Regions from separate parts of the Homo sapiens genome. Here region 1 is linked to region 2. A link is a loop called in an ENCODE intact Hi-C map of the cell type or tissue named here. Cell type or tissue: natural killer cell. All regions are shown on one strand. Each heading gives the region's core, and the rest is flanking DNA. Links, peaks and the distances in the headings are about the cores only. Region 1 has its middle 4.4 kb from the start of LINC00560. Region 2 has its middle 86 kb from the start of LINC00433.

Evidence for each region. Peaks named below come from ENCODE experiments on the same cell type or tissue, not always from the same donor. Only the 100,000 strongest peaks of a DNase experiment are listed, where the experiment ranks them.
Region 1: it touches region 2 in a loop (2.2-fold over the local background); 1 of 110 quality-filtered maps calls a loop at or near these places.

What each region holds. Positions count from the first base shown.
Region 1 is chr13:88,620,221-88,624,625 of GRCh38, forward strand. No RefSeq gene overlaps it. Among named protein-coding and RNA genes, the nearest start is that of LINC00560, 4.4 kb to the right of the region's middle. In natural killer cell, for the core only: no CTCF peak of the experiment used is centred there; a DNase peak (open chromatin) is centred at 2,351; H3K4me3 peaks cover 308 bases; H3K27ac peaks cover 2,840 bases.
Region 2 is chr13:88,452,410-88,456,814 of GRCh38, forward strand. No RefSeq gene overlaps it. Among named protein-coding and RNA genes, the nearest start is that of LINC00433, 86 kb to the right of the region's middle. In natural killer cell, for the core only: no CTCF peak of the experiment used is centred there; no DNase peak of the experiment used is centred there.

The sequences.
Region 1 (4,405 bases), core at 223-4,222, 170 kb after region 2:
AGTCACTCCAAATAACATTACTAAAAATTAAACACTATAAACACGCGTTTCCCAGATTTTGCTTAAATTTCTATTTAAAATTACCCACACACAAGTTATAACATAGTCAATATATAGTTTTGAGTTATGATGCATTCTTTTAGCATTATAGAAAGAAAATATCCTCATGCCATTTAATATTTTTGAAAATAATATTAGAACATCTGTAAATTATTGGAAGAATAAATGTAATAATAATTTCTATGTTTTTACTATGTGTTAGAATTTTAAAATTAAAGTACTACTTTGATGTTGTGGTTAACTTCTTAGCATAAGTTAAAACACAATTTTTACTAATGTTACCTCTTGTGAAATAGTATATGATAGTGAAATAGTGAAATAGTATATGATTTTTAAAGTTTTCTCACACAAATGAACATAGCTATTTTAAAAATATAGTTTAAAAGTTTTTCTGAGTCATTGCTAATATGTCTGAAAAATATTTCATACTAATTTTTATATATTTATCATTTTATTTCATCAGTTTATAGAATGTTTTAATAAATATTCTGTGACATCAATACTAAGCTGAAAATTGCATATTGCCTTCTAGGCTACAAAATGCAAGTAATTTTTAGCACTTATAATATTTCTTCATTTTTCAACTGTAGTATGAGTGCGTCATTTTACAATATAAGCACAAAGTTTTGTTTTGTTTACAAGCAGGGATTGTTTATGTAAAACCGGTAATCATAAGATCTACTCTTCACAATTAAAAATAATAGCCATGATAATCAAGCAGCATGTTTTAAAATGAAAGGTTAATCCAATGGAAATCTACTTCGATGTAATAAATTAAATCCTGACAATTACAGAGGTATCCTTTAATGTACATAATTCAAAGAGAGAAATCAATCTGAATTTTCTGTACATCATAATTTACCATTTTACTTAAAGTCTAAAGTGACTAAAAGTCACTTTAAAAATAACTTCTTATGTAAATAATATTTTTAGAATAAAATGTTAAATGCAATTAATAGTAGTTAATGCACTGATTTCCTCTGACATATTTGATATACATTTCTCAAAAGAAGATATTTACATCAATTTGAATGTCACAATGTGATTTTTAAAAGAACATTTGTCTCATGTGCACTTATTTCTTTAATAGCGATTTTAGCTCACCCTTACCAGAAAGCTAGCTCCAAGTCACTTAATATCTCTTTTCTTCTCCCAAAATAATAAAATATATTCTTTTCTTGAGTATTTTCCCACAGAAAAAAATAAAAAAATAAACAAACTCATAATCCTGAAATATCAAGTAACTGATTTACTGATCTTAGTTGAGTCAGCACAAAATTCTTCATAATAAAACATCAGAGGAGTTTATAAGGTATGCTTCTACTTTCATAGGTTTCATATATGTGGGGTAAAATTCCTCGCTAGAGGAACGTGGAACCAAATATTGTACCCATAAAGAGAATTTTTTATTCCTGCCTATCTAAAAGTATTGATTAGAAACTTGAGTTACAGCACAAGCTGGGTCTTTTGAAGTTCTTGTTTTAGGATATATTCTGGAAAAAAAAGTAGATCCATGTGTGTTACTAAAAATATTGTATTTGGTTCTTCTTAACATGTACTTCCCCTCTCTTCTCATTTGTCAGGGGCCGGCCTCAACTAAGACTGTCTTAATCACATTTCAGCCATGCTATAGAAACTTTAACTGAAACCTTACCTTTTCTTGAAACTCTTATTATAAGTGTCTTTAGGCAAATTCTAAAATTTTCTCACATGTAAAATATCTGCTTAGTTATAGAAATATAGTCTATAATTCGTTAATCATTACTAATTTAGAAAGTTCCCATCTGAAGTAAATAAATCTATGAATAAAGCAAAATGAGTCTTATTGATTTCTATGGCAAGGGAGAATATTTCACAGATGATTCCAAAACAAAATATTGTTGGGAAAAGTAAATGCAAGGATTTAATTGTGTATGGATTAGACCTGGATATTCTTACGGTGGAATATCACAGCCAAGTTGAGTCTTCTTTCTGTTTGTTGATTATTTAAAAGAGGAGAGATTCTGGATGAAGAAGAAAGTATTGAGAGAGGACGCAGTTAGGGGCTGGTTAGGCAGATAGAGAGAGAGGGTCTCGGGAGAAGGACAGAGAAGGGCAGTGTTCACAGGAACAACCACAAGATAGCACCTACACCCCCTCTGCAGCTAACAGGAAGAAATGTGGCTAAGAACTTCTTGTGCCAGGATGTTGCTCAGAAGGAACTGTCACAACTTAGGTACAGGCTCAGTAAATCAACCTAAATGTCCTTAAGGTGACCCAGCTGGTTATAATGTCATTAACATGATATTAGCATTGTGGTTTTATCCCCCGACCCATAGGTTTCACTTAGGCACTCATAGGTAATAACCAAGGTGGAGTCACTCTGGCCAAGCCCAGGCATGTGCAGATGCAACACCCCTAGGAGGAAAGTTTACTCCTCCCATTTGGGCAAAACCCACAGAAGGCTTCCTGGCTTCTGCCACATAAAAGACCCAGAACTCCACCCCATTTCTGGAAACTTGCTGTCAGGCCCTCTCTCTTTGCTGAGAGCTTTCCTTTTGCTAATAAATCCTACTCTACTCACTCTCCAGTATCCACGTACCTCATTCTTCTTGGTCATAGGACAAGAACTTGGTCCTAGCTGAACTAAGGGCTAAGCTGATTGCAACAGTATTATGTGAATCACAAGGCATTCTTCAGTCATTTTTGTATAATGATGAGTATAATTGTTCTGGTCCTTGGGAGCTATCTTAGGAGATAGCTGAAAAAAAAAATTTTTGATTTTTGTAATAACTTACCTTAAATCACTCAATCTCTTTTTTAGTTAAATTAATAATTCTTTTAAATTATCTCTGAAGCTACTAGCTGTTTATAGTAAATCCAGTTTCTCCCAGTCTTTTGCTACACAGAAACTGGAAAAGTATAAGGGAAAGGAGCCATAATCCTTTTTTTAATGTAAAAAAAGAAAAAAATAGCAGAAAACAGAGACCTTAGAGACTGTGGGAAGTGTAGGAGTTCTTGTAGACAAGACTGAGGATGCAAACACACCAGCAATAAGGCTGGGGGAAACTGAATTGCCCAAGAAGAAGGAAGGGAGGGAGTAGGGAAAGTCCGAGACCACTAACAATGAATAGCTCATATCGCTGTCACACACTCCTCTGGCAGCTTATTTTTGGTCTTTTCACAAAGAGGTTTCCAAACCCTTTATAATAACAACCCTCACCTCCATTGCACTCTTGATTACTTGGGTATAAACAATATTTCCTTCATGCCTTCTGATGTCCTCAGGCTCTGCTGGTTGTATCGAACACTTTGTCTAAATCACAGAGCTGAAGAATAAACGGCAAGATGGATAGAGGGTGGAAAATCTTATACAGAAGAAATGTTGTGTGCTGCTCTCATGAATGGAGTGATAGTTACATCTTTTGCTGAATCTTACCAGTAGCTTTATTGGCATACATTGTTTTTACTCCCCACATAATTGAACAGCCAAGTTCTAACTGACTGACCTTCACTTGAGCATGAACTATATTACAACTTCTACTTTTATCAACAAGTTATAGGTAACTAAATTTAGAGAAAAGTAATTTTTAACCACAGAAATAATCAGTGGTTATTTGATAATTTGCCTCCCATGAAATCAGTTGTTAGTGTAAAATTTAATTTTTTTTTGTATAAACATACAAAATATTGAAATTTCATTACATTCTCTTAAAAAAGTTGAGACATATAACTTTTTATGTTTATTTTATGCCTATTCAGTGTCTAATACATGCCAGTGTGAGAGAAATATTGGTCTCTGTCCTTGTGGAGCTCATATTCTAACAGGTGCTCACAAATGGGTAGTTTACACTGCTATATTAAAAATAGAACTCAATTTTTAAAAATAGGATAATTAAATAATTCAATCTAGCCCATCAATATTGCAGTTATGGGCTGGGCGTGGCCTCCTGCCTATAATCCCACCTCTTTAAGAGGCTGAAGTGGGAGGATTGCTTCAGCCCAGGGAGTCAAAGTTGCAGTGAGCTGTGATCATGCTACTGTACTCCAGCCTGGGCAACAGAGAGAAAACCTGTATTAAAAAAAGAATTGCAGTTATGCAGCTTGGGTATATAGGGATAATTTAAATAATATTGTAGGGTACACACAGTTTAAGTGCCCAGGTTGCTTAAGTCAGAGTTCAGACCTACTGATGTTACACTGTCAATCAGTGTATGATTATGCATCCTATTTGTGTATAATGGAGGTGTTTCATGTATGGTAACTAAGAAAAAATTTAACAATTTCGAAGAGAGGGAAAATTGAGCATAACCTGCTGACCCCAACCTGCAAGGTTTTATTTGGAGAAAAGGGTATTTTCAGGTAT
Region 2 (4,405 bases), core at 333-4,332:
ATTATCCTTTTTTAATTGTTAGAAAACTTTACATGTACTCTATTTGTAGTTTTCAAGTATACAATTTTAACTGTAGTCACCACATTGTACAATAAATCACTTGAACTTATTCCTCCTAACAGAAATTTTGTATCATTTAACCAATATCTTCCCACACCCCCAGACCCTTTGGGCATTCCATAATGTATACATATTTCAAAACAACAATGTTGCACAGAAGAGATATATATACATTTTTGTTTTTCAATTAAAACAAATCTGCACCTGTGAGAACCTTCAGTGGGTTGAGCTGTGCTCTGAGATGAGAACTCCTGATTTTACACTGTGTTATTTCTTGTATTCATGGAAAAAAGCAATATACTATATGTTTTAATTTTTTAAAAGACATTCAATCTAACTGCCTGCCTAGTGTTTGAGTTGATTGTACCATATTAACTTCAGAGAGATCAACTTGCTTTTTCTGCTTCACTGTATCTCAGAGCCACATCGTCCATCATCTTTTGTTGTTTTGTTTTGTTTTGTTTTGTTTTGTTTGAAACAGAGTCTCACTCTTCACCAGGCTGGAATGAAGTGGTGCAATCTCAGCTCACTGCAAGCTCCGCCTCCCAGGTTCAAGGGATTCCCTTGCCTCAGCCTCCCGAGTAGCTGGGACTACAGGCACATGCCACCACACCCGGCTAATTTTTTTTGGTATTTTAGTAGAGACAGGGTTTCTCTGTGTTGGCCAGGATGGCCTTGATCTCCTAACCTCGTGATCCACCCACCTCGGCCTCCCAAAGCGCTGGGATTATAGGCATGAGCCACTGCACCCGGCCTCCATACAACTTTTAATGTTGAACAATTTTTACTTGAAGTATGCCTCCTTTTCCACATTTGTTATTTTAATTAGATTAACATCTGGTCATAGCCCTTTTTGAATCTCCGTTCTCTTTATTATTTAATATGTATAATTATTTAATATGTATCTTGAGATATAGAGCTAGAAAACAAGACTACTATTTGTCCTTTTCTAAATTGCAACCAGTATGACATTTTAATAGCTGTGATTGAAAAGTGTAATGGACATAAGCGCCTCTGGTTTGTTTGTTTATGAAACAGAAATATATGTATGTGTGTTTGACTGTGTTTGTGAATATGAAGATAAAACAGGGTAGTTCTATGGACCCCTTCATGGTACTTGTGAAGAGGTTGACTCATTTACGCAGTCCACAGCTCTCAACCCCTCATGGGAACGGGAACACGCAGGTGAGTGAGTGCAGCAGCCAGGATGAACTCCAAGTGGCCCTGCAGCAGCATCTAGAGGGATACCCATGACCCCAAACACCCAGCATGTATTAGCTTTGCCATCCACAGATGGTTTCAGTGTTTAACAGCTCAGTGGAGGGTCAGGGTGACAGCCTTTTGCACCCTCCATCTTGGTATCTGAGTTCTTGTCCTGGCATCCAGGACACATGAATGGACTGAAGGGTGGCGAATGTGTAGGATTTTATTGAGCAGTGGAAATGGCTCTCAGTGGGATGGGGAGCTGGAAAGGGAATGGAGTGCAAAGGTGGTCTTTCCTGGAGTTCGGCAGTCTGCAGTCAAACTCTTCTCCAAAGTCTCACTGTCAAGCCATTCCTCTGAAGTCAAGATGGTTCTCTCCAATGTCTGGCTGCTTTTTCTCCACTCTCCCTCTCTTCTCCTCCACTTTTCCACTCTGTTGTGCTGGTGCCCCTCTGCCAGTGGAGCCTAGGGTTTTTATGGGTACAGAATGGGGGGTGGGATGGGCCAAAAAGCAACATTCAAGTAGGAAAACAGGAATGCATGTTCTCACTTTGGGGCATTGTTCCACGCTTGAGGGTGTGGCCCTTACTGGGAACCACCTTCTTCTACCCAGTATTTCTCTGCCTCCTGTGCATATCAAATATGCATAAATATATATGTCTGAACCCTTCTTCAAAAAAGCTTAATATATTTAGATGATAATTGGCAGAGAAGGTTTTTATTACCTAATGTCAAGTGGCCTGAAAATTATTCATAAGTGGTACTTATTTGCACTAAGTATCTCTGATTCATACTTACACATGTAATGGTGTACATCTGAAGGCATAAGATATCATTTAACTTTAATAGAGAACATACACATATCTGAAGATATAAGATATCATTTACTTTAATAGAGAACACACACATTTTCCTTTTTACTTTCCTATCTTTTATTTGCCTGATAAGGTTCATTGTGCAGTCTTGGCCTTACTGTGAATTCCCACCAAACCCAGCCAGAAGATTAAATATAAACTCTGACACAAAAACATTGCCTCCTTTTTATCTCCCACTGAAAATAATAGAATGCTGAAGTTATATTCTTGTCCTCTAACATCAGACTGCCTGGGTTCGAATACTAGTTCTTAGCCTCTTTTATTCTTAACCTTACTGTGCCTCAGTGTCCTCAATGGTATAAAGTAATGCTATTGGCACCCAATACATAGGGTCATTAAGAGGCCATGATATGCTTAACATATGAAAAATGATACTCAGTATAATATCTGGTACATGGTAATCTCTCAGTAAATATTGGATTTTATCCTTAAGTCATCTTCTATTGATATTTTATTTTATGGTTTCTCCAAGTATTTCCTAAAATACTATCACTTGTGATATAGGTGAACAGGAACCACTTCCCTTATTTAAAATATGATGAAATATTACTCTGTGAAAGATGAAGGGATGTGTTTTATTTCTTCTTTAGAAAGGAAGAACCTACATCACTGGAGATGAAGGTAGAAAGTGATTGAAAAAGGATGCATCAGGGAAATGAAATTATATTTCATATTTTTTTAAAAAAGCAATCAGAATTACCATGTCTGATTCCCAAGAAGAAACAACAGAGTAAAGAAAATCTCCTAAAGACAGACCCACATCAAGTTTGACAAAAACCTGTATATTCAATATGCAAAGTTTAGAGCAATAAAATAGCATAATTGTGGAGGGAAAGGAAAATACTCTGAAACCAAAATGTTGGAAATTCACGCTCGTTATACTGACTTCTCTTTAGTCGTGTGACCTAAATTGTTCCTGTACTTTACTTCCTTTATCTATATAGTGAAGAAAATAATGTTTATATGGGAAGTAAGTTAACATTTGTAAAGTGCCTGGAACAGTGACTGGCATAAGGTAAGTGCTATGTATGTTTTTGTTAAATAAATAAGGTGAAAGGGAAACTGATTTTAAAAGTGCTAGGACTAGTTTTCAATTAATTTTGTAATATGAATCATGGAATTTGGATTATAGGCAGTTGGGAGATTTTGGACAAAATTTCTCAGTAATTAGCATAAATTAGCATAACAGAAGTTGTGGAATGCATGAAACAATACAGAGCCTCTACTCTACAGATATTCTAACTCAAATGAGAAGTGGTTTGGGCCTGGCACAGTGTTTCACACCTGTATTTCCAGCACATTGGGAGGCTGAGACAGGAGGATCACTTGAGCCCAGGAGTTCAAGACCAGCCTGGGCAACACAGTGAGAGCCCATCTCTATTAAAAAAAAAAAAAAAAAAAAAAAAAAAGAGAGGGAGAAATGGTATGAATCAGGAATCTAAATATCAGCAAATACTAAATAGTTCTGATCCTGAAGGTAGATCAGTATTTTTAGAAAACCTGCTCTGAGATCACATGAACCAAGTTATACAGCTAAAATCATTGTATTTATTTTTCTTTTTTCCCCTATTTCACAACAGCTGGAGTTTATTTTTCAAACAGTAAAGAAGAAAATTGAAACATTCTGCTACAGAAAATACTTCTCTTTTTTTCCCTTAATATAATCAAGTAGTTTTCAGCTTTGTGGATTTTTGCCAGCTGTGTTTAGCAGAGGGTAAATCTGACCATGAATAAAAAAAGAAATACTTAGAAGGGTGGAATCCCTCTTCCACTCAAGCTGAGAAATATAAATGTGACCTCCTCCAAGTTGTAGTTGAAGCGGAAAGTGACTTTACGGCTTCACAACTGATAAACAACAAGGGGAAGTACATGCTGCTGCAGAGACTTGACGGCCCTAATCAAGAGGGCACAGATACCTCCAAACCAGGCTGAGCCACCAATGGCAAGCATTTCACTGAAAAATAATTGTTGACTCCCAATAAAGATTTTTCTGTCTCTTGAACTTCCAAACAAGCAAGTTTTTGGAAATATCATAAGAAATATATTTGCTTTTTGAACAGCGCTTTCAGAATTTTTGAAAAATAGGACAAATTTGTGGCATAAATTTATTTTAAGAGTATTTGTTGGCTTTGTGCAGTGGCTCACCCCTGTAATCCCAGCACGTAGGGAGCCCGAGGCGGGCAGATCACAAGGTCAGGAGTTCAAGACCAGCTGGGCCAACATGGTGAAACCCCATCTTTGCTAAAAAAAGATACAAAAATTAGCCG